Linked DNA regions of Homo sapiens: regions 1 and 3 are each linked to region 2. The links are chromatin contacts, found by Hi-C or POLR2A ChIA-PET in ENCODE. All regions are on one chromosome and are shown on one strand. Each heading gives the region's core, a stretch centred on a gene start or an enhancer-like site at or near the end of the contact. The rest is flanking DNA. Distances are from core to core; before and after follow the strand shown. Region 1 overlaps SYNPO (synaptopodin). Region 2 holds the start of HMGXB3 (HMG-box containing 3). Region 3 has its middle 55 kb from the start of MIR145.

Evidence for each region. A loop is a pair of places that touch in the nucleus more often than their neighbours do. ChIA-PET counts read pairs that join two places held with the same protein, here RNA polymerase II (POLR2A). Pooled maps may share reads with other maps.
Region 1: a loop to region 2 is called in a pooled map, with 5 times the contacts of the local background. The contact joins the enhancer-like site here to the promoter of HMGXB3 in region 2. A Hi-C loop is called at or near these places in 4 of 50 pooled maps.
Region 3: a pooled map of gastrocnemius medialis shows a loop between it and region 2 (4-fold over the local background). The contact joins the enhancer-like site here to the promoter of HMGXB3 in region 2. A Hi-C loop is called at or near these places in 1 of 168 maps with a recorded cell type or tissue (breast epithelium) and 1 of 50 pooled maps. POLR2A ChIA-PET finds 5 or more read pairs at or near these places in 1 of 52 experiments (GM12878).

The regions. Positions count from the first base shown.
Region 1 is chr5:150,654,704-150,658,858 of GRCh38, forward strand. SYNPO (synaptopodin) reads left to right here. Exons shown (of 3, transcript NM_007286.6): 3 at 1,701-4,155. The coding sequence ends at 2,384. Among named protein-coding and RNA genes, the nearest start is that of MYOZ3, 4.5 kb to the right of the region's middle. RefSeq lists silencers at 1,679-1,898, 2,039-2,098. Within about 2 kb of position 2,153, at least 19 of the 41 ENCODE cell types and tissues checked have a DNase peak (open chromatin) inside an H3K27ac peak, as active enhancers do.
Region 2 is chr5:149,998,436-150,002,526 of GRCh38, forward strand. HMGXB3 (HMG-box containing 3) reads left to right here and starts at 2,304. Exons shown (of 20, transcript NM_014983.3): 1 at 2,304-2,744. It overlaps TIGD6 (tigger transposable element derived 6), which reads right to left and starts at 2,219. Exons shown (of 2, transcript NM_030953.4): 1 at 2,039-2,219. RefSeq lists enhancers at 1,443-2,231, 3,119-3,198 and a silencer at 1,959-2,038.
Region 3 is chr5:149,483,832-149,487,668 of GRCh38, forward strand. No RefSeq gene overlaps it. Among named protein-coding and RNA genes, the nearest start is that of MIR145, 55 kb to the left of the region's middle. Within about 2 kb of position 2,025, at least 27 of the 41 ENCODE cell types and tissues checked have a DNase peak (open chromatin) inside an H3K27ac peak, as active enhancers do; they include breast epithelium, where a contact is called at or near this core.

The DNA.
Region 1 (4,155 bases), core at 903-3,402, 660 kb after region 2:
TCCTTTTGTATCTCCATCTGTCAGGGGCATCTTCCTCCCTGTTCAGGCATCCAAGGAAAGATGATGAGGTGACCATGGCAACATGGCAAATGGTTTGGGGCTGAGAGGGTCTTTCCCTAAGTCCAACTTTAATAATAGTCGGCCAGGCGCGGTGGCTCACGCCTGTAATCCCAGCACTTTGGGAGGCTGAGGCGGGCGGATCACCTGAGGTCAGGAGTTCGAGACCAGCCTGACCAACATGGAGAAACCCCGTCTCTACTAAAAATACAAAATTAGCCAGGTGTAGTGGCAGGCACCTGTAATCCCAGCTACTCGGGAGGCTGAGGCAGGAGAATCACTTGAACCCAGGAGGCAGAAGTTGCGGTGAGCTGAGATTGTGCCATTGCACTCCAGCCTGAGCAACAAGAGCGAAACTCCATCTTAAAAAATAATAATGGTCAATATTTTTACATTTTAATTTTGATAATAGATAATACATTCATATGGTTCAGAAATCTAAACTTATATAAAAAGTAATATATTAAAAAGCCTTATTCCCATCTCCCTGCCCCAGCCTACTCTCTTGGCTGAAGAGCCAGGTTCCCCTGCCTCAATAGTTGCTGACTGGCTTGGGTCATGAGCTCTAGGCCCCACCTCCCTGCTCAGGGTGACACTGTGGTCAGATGAGAGGACACACAGAGCCCACCCTGACTTGGCATTTGGCCCTGAGACACTAGTCTCAGCCTCTATCTAGTTCTTCCCATGTGGCCCTGGGCCCGGGACCTCCCTCCCAGCTCCTCTCCCTAAGTCATGGGGAAACCGAAGCCTCCCTCAGCTAGCCTGACTGAAAGCTTCCCGGGATGTGCCACAGACAGAGCAGCTCCCAGTGCCTCAGACTGTGTGCCCTGTTCCTGTTCTCACCCCATTTCCTAACAGGTGACCATTTTGGTTAGTTTCATGTATATCCTTCTAGTATTTTTTTTAAATTGAGACAGAGTCTCGCTGTGTTGCCCAGGCTGGAGTGCGGTGGCACGATGTCGGCTCACTGCAACCTCCGCCTCTGAGGTTCAAGCGATCCTCCTGCCTCAGCCCCCGCAGTAGCTGGGACTACAGGCACGCGCCACCGTGCCACTAATTTTTGTATTTTTAGTAGAGACAGGGTTTCTGCATGTTGGCCAGGCTGGTCTCGAACTCCTGACCTCAGGTGATCCACCCGCCTCGGCCTCCCAAAGTGCTGGGACTACAGGCGCGGGCCACCGCGCCAAGCCCTTCTGGTATTTCTTTATGGTAATCAACATCTATTGAGCACTTTCTTCCAAGGAATGTGCCGATATATGTAATGTTCTTTTCCATCAGTTATCTCATTTAACCCTCACAACAACCCTATAAGGTTAAGTACTGTTATCACACCCCATTTTACAGAAGCAGAAACTGAAGCCCAGAGGGGTGAAGTAACTTGCCCAAGCTCAGTTAGTAAGTTAAGGCGGCTCTCTCCAAAGCGAGTCTTCTTAACACGGAGGCAGACACAAGACAGCGGGGACTCTTCAGGCGTTCCGGGCTGAGAGTTTGGGCGCCTGCGTTTTATTGCAGGCACTACCTGACTTGGATCGGTGGCTTCCCTTCTCGGTGTAATGGACAAATCGGACTCCGTCCCTTCCTAAAGCCCGGTGTGGAAGACCTCAGCACTAATGCCTGCCCCACCCTCTCTGCTCTCTCCCCAGGACCGCCGGGAGAGCCTGCCCACCTCCCCACCCTGGACGCCGGGCGCGTCCCGGCCCCCCAGCAGCCTAGACGGCTGGGTGAGCCCGGGCCCGTGGGAGCCAGGTCGCGGGAGCAGCATGAGCAGCCCCCCGCCGCTGCCGCCGCCACCGCCCATGTCTCCCTCGTGGAGCGAGCGCTCGGTGTCCCCGCTGCGACCTGAGACCGAGGCGCGGCCCCCCAGCCGCCAGCTGCAGGCGCTTCTGGCGCGAAACATCATCAATGCGGCCCGGCGCAAGAGCGCCTCCCCGCGGTCGGCGGGCGCCGAGAACCCGCGGCCCTTCTCCCCGCCGAGGGCGCCACCGCCCCCGCCCCCGCCCCCGCCCCCGCCCCCGCGCATGCGCTCGCCACAGCCCGCCCGCCCCGGCTCGGCTGCTGTGCCGGGGGCAGCCTTCGCGCCCATCCCGCGGAGCCCGTTGCCCGCCGGTCCTTCGTCCTGCACCAGTCCCCGGAGCCCGCTGCCCGCGCCTCCCAGGCCCTTCCTCTACCGCCGCTCGCCCACGGACTCCGACGTGTCCCTCGACTCCGAGGACTCCGGGGCTAAGTCTCCAGGCATCCTGGGCTACAATATCTGTCCCCGCGGGTGGAATGGCAGCCTTCGGCTCAAGCGTGGCAGCCTCCCCGCCGAGGCCTCCTGCACCACCTAGAGCCCCACCCCCGACCCCACCCCGGGAGGGCAGAGCCAGAAGAAGGCTCATTAGACCTGGGGGACCCAAAGGGTCTGGCCTCTTTGGGCAGCCCCAGAGATGAGGGGTCAGCAGAGGAGAGCTCTGGGGTTGGGGATGGGTTAGGGACGCAAGCTTGAGTTCTAGCCCTTGCTCTCATTCAGCTGTTGTGTGACCCTGGGTAAGACCCTTCCTTGTTTGACCCTCAGCTTTCCCATCTGTTTAATGGTGGCTTTGGCCAAGGCAATCCACAAACGTCAAAATTCCCCTTCCCATCAGTACACACACCGATGCACACACACTCTCTCTTTCTCTCTCTCTCTCTCTCACACACACACACACACACACACACACACACACACACACACACACTAGTTAGTGCCTTGGATGAGGCGGGGCAGTGTGTATATGGACCCCTGGACTTGCTACCTTCAGGGTTCCATACTCGTCCCTCCCCTCCTGGCTCTGCTGTCTGGAGTCTGGCAAGCGGGGTGTGTTCAGAAGGTCCTAGGCCTGTGTCGCATGTCCAGGCACTGGCCTGACCATCCGGCTCCCTGGCACCAAGTCCCAGGCAGGAGCAGCTGTTTTCCATCCCTTCCCAGACAAGCTCTATTTTTATCACAATGACCTTTAGAGAGGTCTCCCAGGCCAGCTCAAGGTGTCCCACTATCCCCTCTGGAGGGAAGAGGCAGGAAAATTCTCCCCGGGTCCCTGTCATGCTACTTTCTCCATCCCAGTTCAGACTGTCCAGGACATCTTATCTGCAGCCATAAGAGAATTATAAGGCAGTGATTTCCCTTAGGCCCAGGACTTGGGCCTCCAGCTCATCTGTTCCTTCTGGGCCCATTCATGGCAGGTTCTGGGCTCAAAGCTGAACTGGGGAGAGAAGAGATACAGAGCTACCATGTGACTTTACCTGATTGCCCTCAGTTTGGGGTTGCTTATTGGGAAAGAGAGAGACAAAGAGTTACTTGTTACGGGAAATATGAAAAGCATGGCCAGGATGCATAGAGGAGATTCTAGCAGGGGACAGGATTGGCTCAGATGACCCCTGAGGGCTCTTCCAGTCTTGAAATGCATTCCATGATATTAGGAAGTCGGGGGTGGGTGGTGGTGGTGGGCTAGTTGGGCTTGAATTTAGGGGCCGATGAGCTTGGGTACGTGAGCAGGGTGTTAAGTTAGGGTCTGCCTGTATTTCTGGTCCCCTTGGAAATGTCCCCTTCTTCAGTGTCAGACCTCAGTCCCAGTGTCCATATCGTGCCCAGAAAAGTAGACATTATCCTGCCCCATCCCTTCCCCAGTGCACTCTGACCTAGCTAGTGCCTGGTGCCCAGTGACCTGGGGGAGCCTGGCTGCAGGCCCTCACTGGTTCCCTAAACCTTGGTGGCTGTGATTCAGGTCCCCAGGGGGGACTCAGGGAGGAATATGGCTGAGTTCTGTAGTTTCCAGAGTTGGCTGGTAGAGCCTTCTAGAGGTTCAGAATATTAGCTTCAGGATCAGCTGGGGGTATGGAATTGGCTGAGGATCAAACGTATGTAGGTGAAAGGATACCAGGATGTTGCTAAAGGTGAGGGACAGTTTGGGTTTGGGACTTACCGGGGTGATGTTAGATCTGGAACCCCCAAGTGAGGCTGGAGGGAGTTAAGGTCAGTATGGAAGATAGGGTTGGGACAGGGTGCTTTGGAATGAAAGAGTGACCTTAGAGGGCTCCTTGGGCCTCAGGAATGCTCCTGCTGCTGTGAAGATGAGAAGG
Region 2 (4,091 bases), core at 1,054-3,553:
ACCCTAGATAGGTGCTTCAAACTCAAATGCCTTTAGGGGCCAGGATGGTGGCGTAAGTGAGTGAAACAGGGATTGAAGTATTTGGAGAATGGTGTGGTGTATCCTGTCTAGAAGTATTCAGAATTTAAAACAAACAGTCCCCCTGCCCTACGCTGGTCCAACAAAACATGATCCAGCAGTAGCAGTTTTGGGTAATTGCCTTCGTAGGCATTTTATCATGAGAATCCTTAAAGGACAAGAGAACCTGCTGTGACTTTATGCTATGACTGTCCCTTCTCAAGGGTAGATTTTTACTATCACCTCCATACATGTATCCATCCATTCATGACATGTACTATGTATTAAGCAGTATGCTTGATGCCAGCCATACAGAGATGAATGGAGCATAGTGCCCACCTTTGAGGAGCCTACCAGGGAAGACAAACACTAGAGCATGTGAAAACTAAATCAGAGGTTACGGAGTACTACTGGAACATAAATGTGCAGATAATCAACTGGAATGGAGCATGGATGGGCAGTGCACTTCAAAGAGGGAATAATATGGTGGGCCTTAAAGAATAAACAAATAGGAACTCATGAGATGAAAGGAAATATTTAACATGAAAGGCAATGAAATACTATATAGGAAATAGAATGTCCTGGTCAGGAACAAAAAATTCTTTGGAGAAGAAAGCAAGGACCAAATCACAGGAAGTCCTAGTCAGGTTTCTAGCTTGCTTTGGGGGCATTAAGAGGCTTTTGACGGTTTTTTGGTTTTGTTTTTCTGGAATGACATGATCAGATTTACAATATAGTCTTTTGGTTGCAGGGTAGAGAACCTAATGGGTAAAGTTGATTTTCCTAAGAGATGGCCTTAAATCTGAAGATAAAAGCAGGCTAAACCAGTAGGCCATATACAGTTTGGATGTTAATTTGAGTGCAATAGGAAGCTATTGAAGGATTTTAAGGAAGGAGAGATGACTGCTGTGTAAAGAATGGAAGGGTATCAGAGAAAAAAGCAGGAGTCCACATGAGATAATGGTGGCTTGGATTAGAGTAGTAATAGAGAGATGGTGAGTAGTAGTCAGTCTGGGGCTATGTTTTTGCAAGCCCTGTGCTGGACCGGATGTGAGGTGAAGGAGGAGTCAAGGATAACGCCCAGGTTTCTGGTTTGAGCACTGAGGAATCCAGCAGATGATGGTGCCATTTACTGAGGTGGGAGGATCTACTGCGTAAACCTCATTTGTTAAGCACTTTACTTGCTTAATATTGCTTACTTGTGGCAGGGCTGGGATTCAAACCCAGGAGGCTCACAACAAAGCTAGCACTCCAAACACTACAGAGTGCTATATAGCTGGTTCTGGGAACTACTAATATTGAGAGGAGACATAGAAAGAGAATGAAGCAAGAGCCAAATCAGACAAGTCTTGGTCAAGCTAAGACGTCTGAATTTTATTTTAAGTGAATGAGACACTGGAGGGTTTTAAGCAGGGAGTGACTTGATCAGACTTACAGTGCAAAATGATCAATCTGACTGCTTCGTGGAGAATGGATTGTAGAGGGGATGTGGGGAGAACTACATCAGTCCAGGCAGGAGATGATGGTGGCTAGAAGGTTGGTGATGGCGGTAGATGCAGAGAAGTAGGCAGACTGGAATACAGTGAGGGTTGTGCGGGAACTTGTACAAATGTGGACAACTTGTGACACTGGAGAGAAAGGACAATCCAATCCAATCCCTATTTGATTTACGGAAGCTCTCCATACGGTCATTCAGCTCAGCTTGAGTCACTCCAGGAACTCACTACCATCACTATTCGTGGGCCAGTGGGAGAGACGGATTGAGGGCAGATCACTGGAGTGATGAAGGCGCTACTTGATGCGGCACTACGTATGAACCCGATCCTGAATGAGAGGGAAAGACTGAGACAGGCTGAGGTCAGGCCTTGAACGTCGTGCTGAGGAGAGGGTGGTATTGTAGGCTTCCCAGCGCCCGACGTGGCTCTGAAAGGTGAGGCGGGGCCTAGATCCCTCACGCTCAGCACAGCCCCGCCCCTGTTACCTGAACGCCCCACAGCAGTGCCCGGGGGCTGAGCGGCCGGGGCGTCCCACCGCCGGCAGCCACAGCTTCCTCCTCCGCCCGGGACCTCTGGCCGGAAGCAGTCCGTTCGCCTTACTAGACCCGCTCCAAGCCTTTGAGCAGTTCGTGTGGGTCCGCTCCCAAGCTAGGGCTGGGCTGTTGCGCTTGCGCCAGGGGTCGCATGCAGTCACGCGCTGCCGACCGCTTCCGGTGCGCCGCGAGGGCCGCCGGGACGGGTCTCCCTGGCGATCCGTGGTGTGCCGCTACTGCCGGTGCAGCCGCCAAACCGGTGCCTCGGTGACGACCGTGTCCCTGCCGTCTTCCTCGAGCTCCCCGGGGCTTGACCCCCGGGGCCCTCGGCAGGCATCGGTGAGGAGCCTGCGGAGCGAACCTGTGCTCCTATTCTTGCCCTTCAGGACCCCATATCGCGACTCCGAGGAGGGGAAGCGAGAGGGGCTGTCGCGACTCCGCGCCGTGTGTCGCCGGGCGGGGCCGCGGGGCCGGGGCTCCTTCAGCCCCCGGGATGCGCGCGCGAGCCCTCGCCTCCACTTCCTTGTTGCTGCTGTCACGACTGGAGCCGCCTCTCGCCGACAGCGGGGAGCGCGAGTGCGCCAGCCATCCCCCTCGTCCAGCCGCCGGGCCAAGCGCCTCCGGGAATGTGAGCGGCGCAGCTTGCACGCTCCTCCGGGTAAGTCCCGCCTTCGAGGGCCGCGCCGAGCCGCTGGGCGACCTCGAGTTGGATGCTGCGGCTCTCTGAGCCTCTACTGAGTCTTCCACAAAGTAGGGCCACTGAGCCTTAGTGTCCTCCTTCCGCAATCCGTATGGGACATTCGGATGTCCCAGACGTCTTAGCTTGACCAAGACTTTGTCTGGTTTGGCTCTTGCTTCATTCATGACCCAGAATGAGGGAAAGGAGCTAGCCCAGAGTCAAACTGTGGCCCATGGCTGAGCCCTCAAAGGCAATCTCGTGAGATTCCAAGGAGGATCTGATGGGACAGAGAAAGTGTCTCGCATATTTCAGGTATTGACCTTAACTCTGTTTTACAGATGAAATAACGGAGACTTAGGGTAAGTAGATTGCTTAAGGTCAGAGGTCCCCGTGCTGGTGCGACTGGTGTAGTCTGTACTAGAACCCGGATTTTCTGTCCTCTAGAGCCCTTCGTTTTTAACCTTAAATTGTCCTGCCTTTTTTTGCATTGCTATACTGCTGCCTCGAGTCTGATAACAAACTTGTACTCAGGCTTAGAACAGGGTAATAAAACAAACAAAACCGTAGGGTGTTGTCTTCCTGCCCTCAGCCCAAGGTGGCTGTAATGAGTGTTTCCTAACCCGTTTTGCGCAGGGTGCTTAGTACCCTATATGCCATTCATTACAGATGCTCTCCTGCAGTTACTGCCCTTCTCCACAAGGCTTTCAGCCGCCCAGAAGTCAATTCAGGGCAAAAAAGCGCAGTCCCCACGTAGCCTTGATTTGAACTACTGCTTCCCTTATCCTTTACTGGCCTATTGCTTACCCAGCCAAGTTGTAGACTGTGTTCTCTTCCTGGGTTGCACTATGGCAGTTAGAATGTAGGTTTTTGTTTTGTTTTTCTTTGTTAGTTTAGTTTTTGTTTTTAATAGGAAGAGGAATCATTTAGAGATGACAGAGAACTAGGAAGAACCTAAGGAATAATGTGTGCTTTACCTGGGGTATATCCTGAAAATTATAGGTGAAATACAGTGTGTCTGCAATTTCTAGGAGAGGTTTTTTGTTGTTGTAGTTGTTTGTTTTTTTAAGCTTTCGCAACATTGTCAAAAGAATTCTTGCCTCCAAAAGACTAGGAGCCACTGGGTTCATCCTTTTCTCACAGTAGAAACAGTTGAAATTTAGGATGTGGAATAGACTTCTCTGAGATCATAAGGTTAGAGTTTAGGTCTCTTGACTCCACATGCAGTGCTCATTATACCTTATTTGTGGAGTGAGGTCTAAATGAGAGGTGTGTGGGCTTTGTACTGCACGTATCAGTCCCATATTTACCACCACAACTGCCTCTTCC
Region 3 (3,837 bases), core at 775-3,274, 510 kb before region 2:
ATAATTGAAGTTGTTAGATTTAGGCCTGAAACACTGGGCTTTTGAAAACATACTTTTAAAACAAAATAAGAACTGTGTTCAGTGGTGTGTGCCTGTAGTCCCAGCTACTTGGGATGCTGAGGCAAGAGGATCACTTGAGGTCAGGAGTTGCAGGCTTCAGTGTATTTTTATGATCACACCTGTGAACAGCCACTGCACTCCAGTCTGGGCAATATAGTAAGACCCCATCTCTTAAAAAAAAAAAAAAAAAGAGAAAAGGCCGGGCACGGTGGCTCATGCTTGTAATCCCAGCACTCTGGGAGGCCGAGGCAGGCAGATCACCTGAGGTCAGGAGTTCGAGACCAGCCTGACCAAGATGGTGAAGCCCCATCTCTACTAAAAGTACAAAATTAGCTGGGTGTGGTGGCTCATGCCTGTAATCCCAGCTACTTGGGAGGCTGAGGCAGGAGAATCACTCGAACCTGGGAGGCGGAGATTGTGGTGAGCCGAGATCACACCATTGCACTCCAGCCTGGGCAAGAAGAGTGAAATTCCTTCTCAAAAAAAAAGCCCTAGACCAAGTATTAATAAAATTCCTTTTACAGTTAAGATGAGGATTACAGTTCTATTTTCAAGAAAGTGGGCTTTCTTGAAAAAGGGGACTTTTGCTAATTCCTTTTGGGGTTATTCTGGTTAATAGGCCACTTTAAAGCTCTGAATCTATGGCCCGGCATGGTGGCTCACGCCTGTAATCCCAGCACTTTGGGAGGCCAAGGCGGGTGGATCACGAGGTCAGGAGATCGAGACCACCCTGGCTAACACAGTAAACCCTGTCTCTACTAAAAATACAAAAACATTAGCTGGCTATGGTGGCACGCGACTGTAATCCCAGCTACTCGGGAGGCTGAGGAAGGAGAATCACTTGAACCCTGGAGGCAGAGGTTGCAGTGAGCTGAGATCACACCACTGCATTCCAGCCTGGGTGACAGAGCAAGACTCCATCTCAAAAATAAAATAAAATAAAAAGCTCTGAATCTACAATTGGCATGTGGGTAAAACAAAACAATTTTTTTTTTTTTGCATAGGTTCAAGATAGATGTGACCTGACAACAGATCTTGAATAAGAGATAGCAGGGGTTTTTTGTTTGTTTGTTTTTTGAGATGGAGTCTCGCCGCTCTGTTGCCCAGGCTGGAGTTCAGTGGCACCATCTTGGCTCACTGCAACCTCTGCCTCCCAGGTTCAAGTGATTCTCCTGCCTCCCTCCACCTTCTGGGTAGCTGGGATTTCAGGCACCCACCACCATACCCGGCTAATTTTTGTATTTTTAGTAGACAGGTTTCACCATGTTGGCCAGGCTGGTCTCAAACTCCTGGCCTCAAGCAATCCACCCGCCTTGGCCTCCCAAAGTGCTGGGATTACAGGCATGAGCCACCATGCCTGGCCAATAGTAGGGTTTTAACTGACCACAAATCTGGGTCAAAACTGCTGAAAGAAAGCGAATACTATCCTGATGTACATTAATATTCAACAGCAGTTTTACTGGTCACCTTTTTATGCTAGACTCTATGAGTACAAGGGGAAAGGGAGATATGGCCTTTGCCTTAAAAAAAAAAAACAAAAAAAACCTTACTCTCTTCTCCTTATTTTTCGAGATGGGGGTCTCACTCTTTTGCCCAGGCTGGGGTGCAGTGGCACAATCATGGGTCATTGCAGCCTCAACCTCCCGGGCTCAAGTGATCCTACCATCTCAGCCTCCTGAGTAGCTGGGACTACAGGCACACACCACCATGCCAGGCTAATTTCTGTATTTTTTGTAGAGATGGGGTTTTGTCATGTTGCCCAGCCTAGTTTTGAACTCCTAAGCTCAAGCAATCCACCCACCTCAGCCTCCCAAAGGGCTGGGGTTACAGGTGTGAGTCATCATGCCTGGTCCTCTCTTCTCTTCCTTATTCCTATGCCACCAACACAGAGATATTGCCCCCCAAAAGTCAAACAGCTGTTGGTCATTTATGGGAAAGTTGCAATGCTAAACCCTCAGCAGATGGGCAGGTTATTTCTTGCTATGTTTATGCATTTCCTAGCAACAGGGGACTGCATGGCTTGTTTTCCTATGTGACAAGCCCTGAAAACCAGGCAAGGAGCCAGTGGAGAGTCATCTGAGTTTACAGCCTGAGGTTCTGCCTTCCTGGAAGATCTAGCCTAGATACCTGAGGGTACAAACAGCCAGAGACTGCTTCTGTACACACTCAACTTTCTCTAAAATAGTACATACAATTTGTGAGCAAGAACATTAGAAGGAACTACATACCTATCCTCTTCCCCACATCTTTAAACTTCCTTTGCAAATAGATGGGGGCTGAGTAGTTCTGGCCAATAAACTACGTAACAGTGGTATGTGTGTGTGTCACTTCCCAGCTCAGCCAGTTCATTGCTGGTGTGCCTCTCTGCTGCGTCAGTCTGGAAGGCCTCAAGTTCCAGATGGTGTTGTCAGAAGATTGAAGGCAGGTTACTTGGCTCACATTAGGGAGAAAGACATTTTGCATAAAGCCATTATTCAAGAGTTTGTCATTAAGTACCATGACTAATAAACAATACAGCTTTCTCCTTGACTTCTTCATAAGACATGACTAACTTTCTGGATGTCCTCCTTTGTGACTACTCCCATTCTTCTCCAGTATTTAATCATTCTTTAGCTTCATATCCCTCAGAGTTCTGTGTTCAGCCCTCACTTCCACATCAATACCCTCAGGCTGGAAGAATTCACATAGCTCTGCAACTTCACCTATCACTCCTGGAATAAGAACTCTCAAACTTGCATGTCTGGCTTTAGGCACTTCTCTTCTTACCCCACACCTGGGAAATGTGTGGCTTCCTAGATTCATGATATGTGATTTTGAAGTCCTGCTAAGATACATAAAACAGATTTCTCTCCTAATTTTACATTTTCTCTTAATCCAGCTGGGGTTGAGAGGCAGGCCCTGATTGTAGGGTTTTCCAGTTTCTCACCACAGCTAATTTCAAGCTACCATGTCACCAAATGTACAGTTGGGAAGAAATGAGCAGTTTTTATAAGCTAAGACATGCCTTCAGCTCTCCACTGTCTGGGGCAAGTCCTGTGGTATTTGACTTCATTCCATACTCACGACTAGCAGCAGATTGACAGCCTGGTGATTACTCCCCCTTTATAGATGAGGATACTGAAACAAATAATAGGTCTTGCACCAGATCCCTTCCCAGTTCATTCTGCCACCCATTCAGTCTCATTCTCGTTTGCCAGTGGCTCTTCAAACTTTATTGCACACCAGAATCACCTGGGGATGGCCAGGATGGAGGGTTTCTTCTTAAAACACAGATTACTAGACTCCAGCCCGAGTTCCATTCAGTGGGTCTGTGGCAGGGCATAAGAATGTGCATTTCTAACAAATACGCAGACAACGCTGGTGCTGCTGGTTCTGGAATCATACTTAAAATCACTGCCCCATGCCTAGAGTAGCAGTTCAGTGGCCAAAAGTGTACCAGTTGGGTTCTTTCCTAGCCCTGCCACTAAAAAGCTCTGTGACCTTGAATGGGGAATTTTTCCAAAGGAAGACCAGAGCTTCAAGAGTCAACCATTTCACTGTTTACTTTCCATGCATCACCATTTTCTTCTCATTTCTCTAAGCTTGTCACCACTCCAAACATAGTATCCAGGGACAAAAAAGCACAGAGTAAGGTATCTCCAGATTTTGCAAGCAGCAAAGTCCTCCTATTAGGCTTGATATTCTCCTGGGTGACAATGCACATTTGAATGTGACTTTATAAAAAGGCACAGGCAATCATTCAGAGTAAAATTAATGTACAGTGCTTTCCTTCCTGAT